Regions from separate parts of the Mus musculus genome. Here region 2 is linked to region 1. A link is a loop called in an ENCODE intact Hi-C map of the cell type or tissue named here. Cell type or tissue: left cerebral cortex. All regions are shown on one strand. Each heading gives the region's core, and the rest is flanking DNA. Links, peaks and the distances in the headings are about the cores only. Region 1 has its middle 98 kb from the start of Gm41928. Region 2 overlaps Bcl2 (B cell leukemia/lymphoma 2).

Region 1 (2,913 bases), core at 259-2,758:
TTTCTGAGGCTTGACACTATCTCTTTCCACTCTCTTGAATTCCTATCAGGAGTATAATGATCTTTCTATCGTTCATGTGTAACAAATCCCCACTTGGTTCTATCTTCCAGCCTTCAAACTCAGCTGTATCTATCTAAACAGTGGCTTAGCCAACCCCCAGCCCTGAAGCAGTTCAAATAGCCCCGTTTTTTGTTTTTGTTTTTTTGTTTTGTTTTGTTTTTGTTGTTTCCAGACATTCTATTTTGGTTTTCTTCAAATACAAGTCACATTTACCCTCACTGGTTCCATCTTTTATTGGTTTTAACAGCTATGGCCTCTTGCCTGAGTGTTTTTCTCTCCGAAGATGACTCGTGGGTGTGAATATGGACTTACCCTCAGCATGGGACACACCCTTTTATGTTTGCTAGTGTTGTTCTAAGCTGGGTTCAACAGGAATGCTCCTGTTTTGTTCTGTCTTGTTTTCTGTAGGAACACAGGACACAGTGGATCACAGAAGTGCATAATCATTGTAGTTGTGTTATTGCCGGATGCCCGGACATAGTCAAGGTAACTGAAGCCTCCGTGTCAGCTCCTCTAGTCCTTCTGTGGTGGAGACTCCTCTCCCTCTGCCTGGCCTCCTCTGCCTGGCCTCCCCTCACAACTGTCACAGATCCCACTGTCCTGAAGCTTCAGAGTCTTATTTCTTTGACAGATCTTTGAAGCCCGTAGGATGCCACAGGTGGAGCTCAGCGTTCATAAATATTTTTTGGAAAAATGAACCAGGAGAAACCTGTTCTGTAACATTTTTTGTTGTTGTTGTTGACTGTCATCTTTCATCTTTATCCCATAGGGCTTGGGAAGTGTGGACTCTGTTAGCCAAAAGTTACTTCAATCCAATGCACAGGATGAACACATCAAATACTTCTCTGATAAGATGCTAAAAGGCCGCACCAGCTGGGACCTGCCGGCTGCTTTTTCCACTGTACCTGGCAGCTAGGTGGTTATGACATTATCATCTCTCTCCACTGTGTGAGCCAGGAATGATCCAATGGAAAAGATCATATAGCAACAATTTCAAATGTTTCTGAAGCCACAACAAGGCTGAGCTGGAAGCCAGTTTTCTTGGGTACACGAAGGTTTAGAATCTTCTAAAGTCATATGACAGCAAACAAGGGCAGAGCACTGTCAAGTTCGAATGCCTCCTGTCTGCTTGCTCTCCTGTCTCAGCCACACATTTTCTGAGGGCCGTGACCATCACATACCTGCATTTACACACTCTAGTGGCCAAGCTGGAAATGCACAATAATAGGTTTGAATTGCATTTTGATTCACTGACTTTCAAGTTAAAAACAAAGTCACATCCAGATGTGAGGGTGCACATCTGAAATCCCAGTACATGGGGAGTGGGGGCAAGAGCATCAGGAGTTGGTCATTTCCAGTCACATAGCCAGCCTGAGCTGCATGGGACCTCGTCTCACAAAACACAGCAAAAGTAGAGCCACACCTGATAATCAATGAGCTTTATTGGTGTAAATATAGGATAGCTTAAAATATTATATTTTTGCTTTTATTTTGGCAAAGCCACTTTGGGTTTTTCTTTTCTCTTTACGGAATAAACTGCTTTGCTGTGTGTTTTCACGGTTTGAAACAGCTATCGTACTCTGACCCCTAGTGGCTTTGTGATGAATTGTAAGCGCCTGTTCCAGGACTCAAAGACAACTTTCCTCATTTCTTGCTTTTATTGTTGCTCACAACCAAACACTTTCTTAAATCTGTACAACCTGTGAGGAAATGGAATGAATTCTGAGCATTATTATCCGTGCCCTCTGCTTCAATTTCTGTGTCCAGGTTCCTGCCCAGAGTTCCTACCCTGATTTCCCTCTGTGATGGAGTGGGATCTGAGGGTTGTAAGCTGAAATAAACCCTTTTCTCCCCAGGTTGCCTTTGGTCTTGCTATTTTACCACAGCTACAGAAACCATAACACAGCTGGGGACCTAGCTCATTTGGCAGAGTCCAGGCCTTGCTCATAGGAAGCCCTGTGTTCTGTCCCCAGCATGCAGAAACCTGGTGTGGGTGCGCCCAGCCCTCAGGAAGTGAGAGCAGAAAGACCTGGAGTTAGAGGTCACTCTGGGCTTCATGAAACCTTGCATCAAAAAGAGAACAACGTATAGACAGACAGACAGACAGACACACACACACACACATACACAAAGCGGGGACAGAAGAAAACAAAAGCCTAAACTTAGGTCCACAAAAGCATAAACTTAGGCAGAGAGAATGGCAAATGAGACCTAATTGAAATTAAGATATTTTGCACATCAAAAGATCATATTAGTAAGGTGAAAGAGCAAGGCAGCTGAGTGTGAGAAAATATATATGATATATTCAGCCACCTGTGCAAGAACTATCCTAAGGACAGCAACTCACTAGAAAAATGGTAAAAGAATAGCAACTTCACATAAGCATGCACCCAAACTACGAGTAAACACCACGAAAGGTGTTCAATTCCAAAAGAAAACTACAATAAGAAATGATAATAAGAACCGAGCATGGTGGTTCATGCCTTTAATCCCAGCACCTGGGAGGCAGAGGCAGGCAGATTTCTGAGTTCAGGGCCAGCCTGGTCTACAAAGTGAGTTCCAGGACAGCCAGGGCTACACAGAGAAACCCTGTCTCGAAAAAACAACAACAACAACAACAACAGCAAGATAATAAAGGAAATTCCTTTAATTCTATACAGTATTTATAAAATAGCTGTAACTAAACTCCTGCTTACCAGTGCTAAGATTTCCCTGTAGGGTCAGCAACAGAAAGGCTCACCACTTCTCCGCAACACCACACTGGAAGTTGTGGCAGGTGAACAACACAAGAAAAGAGCATAAAACCACACAGATCAGAAAGAAATCACACGCCACCTTTGCAGATGGAAGACA
Region 2 (2,913 bases), core at 292-2,791, 120 kb before region 1:
TCTGAGGCAGTTCCATATAGAAGGAATAGATTAATAAGCACACAGAGAAAGTAGGGCAAACTCAAAACAGTGTGAGGGCTGAGAAAATGGCTCGGCTGGTCAAGGACTTACTTCGCAAGCATGAAGATATGCTTTTAATTCCCTGCATTGTGTGAAAAGCTAGGTGTGGTGGCACCCAGCCAGAATCCCAGTGCCAGAGAGCACAAAGCAAAGTAAAGGGCATTGGCTCGTTTCTGGGTTCGAATCCTGGCTCTACCACTTCCTGCCCATATTCTTTAACTCCTAACAACCCCCTACTCAGTGAATCCCTACAAGTGAGCTAGATTGGCTCTCTCCATCAAAACTGCAGCCTGTAATCTGGGCAGTTATGCCTGGCTCTTCTCCCTCACAACTGCCCTGTAACTTGACTGGCAGCCCATTACAACAGGCAGGTGAGATTGCCATCTTCTAAACAGGAAGAACGAAAATGATTTTGTAAGATCGGTATGAAAAATAAGATAATGTATGTTAGGTGTCTAGTACAGTCCCTAGGATACAGCAAGCTCACAATAAAAAGGAAATGTGTGAGAGACATTGACTGAACTGTGCTTTATTGTATTTATGAATGGCTGTGCAAGCAAAAAAAAAAATTGCAAAACCGCCAATTTTCTTGTCTTTACTGACTTATCCTGAACACTTTCCTATCCATTGCCTTCCATGATATCTCTTGGGGTGAGCCCTGTTTCACAAGTGCTTTGTACAATAAGAGCTTCTAGTCCACTTTTTGTCATTGCCTCCAAAGAGTAGGTTTGCATTCCCCTCTGAGGTCTGAAGTTACCTGGCATGCAGGGGCACAGGGTACCGTGCCTCTGCCCTGCTAGTAGGGAGGCCATGATATCTCTTGGTGGCTAACAGTCTTTCTTTGTCCTTCTTTCTCTTTCCCTCTGCAGGATGCCTTTGTGGAACTATATGGCCCCAGCATGCGACCTCTGTTTGATTTCTCCTGGCTGTCTCTGAAGACCCTGCTCAGCCTGGCCCTGGTCGGGGCCTGCATCACTCTGGGTGCATACCTGGGCCACAAGTGAGGTCGACAAACCTGCCCCAAACAAATATGCAAAAGGTTCACTAAAGCAGTAGAAATTATATGCATTATCAATGATGTACCATGAAACAAAGTTGTGATCTTTTTTTAAAGCAGAACACACACACACACACACACACACACACACACACACACACACACACACACACACATTCAGGCAAATGGTCGAATCAGCTATTTACTGCCAAAGGGAAATATCATTTATTTTTTACATTATTTAGGAAAAAAAAGATTTATTTATTTAAGACAGTTCCACCGAAACTCCAGGCTTTGAAAACCGAACCAGGAATTGCCAAGAAACGTGTGGCTCCACCTGCTGGCCTGTGCCTGTGGTCATGGATCTGTTTTCAATATTGGCCAAACTGGCCCACCATCTAAAGAGCAAGTGGCACAGGACCCTGACGGCTGGGGAAGCCTGCAGTCTGGCTGCTAGAAGCTTTGAAGAAGGCTTCAATGTGATCTCTATATACTGGCCCTGGGGGCCAGGATGCTAGAAGGAGCAGGTGCCTACAAGAAAGCCTGGTCTTCCATGGACTGGAGAAGGGACTTTTGTATATGACTCACATGGTACATACCCAGTCAGAGGACAAAGGCTGGAAACTTCAGATGAACTTGGTACCCACTGAGACTTCCCTGCTGAAAGACAGTGGTGGGAAAATGCCCTTAATCATAGGAAATTATTTTTTTAAGCTACCAATTGTGCCGAGAAGCATTTTAGCAGTTTATACAATATCATCCAGTACCTTAAGCCCTGACTGTAGATAATCATATATTTTGGATACGCACACCCCCTCCTCCAATACTCACTCTGTCTGAGGAGGAAACAAAGGCTTCTGGATTCCAGGAAGTGGATGTGTGACGACTTCTTCAGCATCAGGAAGAATGGGGTCACCTAGCGCTTCAGGCAGCCACAAGTGCCTGCTTTATGGAGACCAACATCTGCAGAACCTCCCTGTGGCTCAGCAACTTGGCCTGGGCAGCCTGCCCTGAGTGTGGCCCTCACCAGCCTCCTCACCGGGTTTGGAACAGAGCAGCTGGTCTCTGAGCTCAGACTTACCCAGTAAGAAAGAGCAATATAATAGAGACTCACCAGGGTCTGCTACCCTCAGGCCCTCCAGGCTGGGCCTGTCTGGAGCAGGAGAACTGCTCTTTCTAAGACACTTGCCACTGTAGAGAGGAGAACGCAGGTAGTGCCCATCCTGCCTGAGGGCATAGTGAAGGCAGGAAGACCACCACACAGAAGAAGAAGCCCGGCGGAGCTTTAGGTGGCCACAGGTACCTGCTGGCAGTGCTGTCACATTTAAGGCAAGGCTTTAAGTTACTTTGGCCAAAAATCCTAAGGAGGCAGTGAAGCGAGGCTCACGGAGTCGATGACCCGTGTCTATGGATTTACATGTAAAACATTATCTTGTAGTTTGGTTCTATTTGAAAATCTGACAGAGAGAGAGAATAAAAAGTTTCAGGAATGTATGGAATGTGGAGATTATCTATACATCCTGGGGCCAAAAAAAAAAAAAAAAAAAAAAAAAGATGGTATATTATGGAGGAATAACAAAAGAAGTGATGAAATTTCCAGCTAATGAAAGGGGAACCACTTTTTCCCCAAGTTCAGAATTAGCATGGGGGTATTTGTGGAATTACCTTTGGGGCATTATCACACCCTGTACCATTCATCTGTATTAACGTTGGAATGTACTTCACTCAATGTTTATTGCTGTGGTTGATATTTCAAAAGCTGCTTTCAAAAAGAATCCATGCATCTCAGCATTGTTTAAATTGTATTTAGTTATGACCTCTAGAATGTTTGTTAGTCACACAAACAGAAAAAGATA

Evidence for each region. A loop is a pair of places that touch in the nucleus more often than their neighbours do. Peaks named below come from ENCODE experiments on the same cell type or tissue, not always from the same donor. Only the 100,000 strongest peaks of a DNase experiment are listed, where the experiment ranks them.
Region 2: a loop joins it to region 1, with 3 times the contacts of the local background. A loop is called at or near these places in 7 of 42 quality-filtered maps.

Annotation. Positions count from the first base shown.
Region 1 is chr1:106,424,073-106,426,985 of GRCm38, reverse strand. No RefSeq gene overlaps it. Among named protein-coding and RNA genes, the nearest start is that of Gm41928, 98 kb to the left of the region's middle. In left cerebral cortex, for the core only: CTCF peaks have their summits at 1,449 and 1,652 (motif pointing left); DNase peaks (open chromatin) are centred at 1,310 and 1,648.
Region 2 is chr1:106,541,415-106,544,327 of GRCm38, reverse strand. Bcl2 (B cell leukemia/lymphoma 2) reads left to right here. Exons shown (of 2, transcript NM_009741.5): 2 at 930-2,913. The coding sequence ends at 1,064. Among named protein-coding and RNA genes, the nearest start is that of Mir3473f, 3.8 kb to the left of the region's middle. In left cerebral cortex, for the core only: a CTCF peak has its summit at 1,408 (motif pointing left); a DNase peak (open chromatin) is centred at 1,407.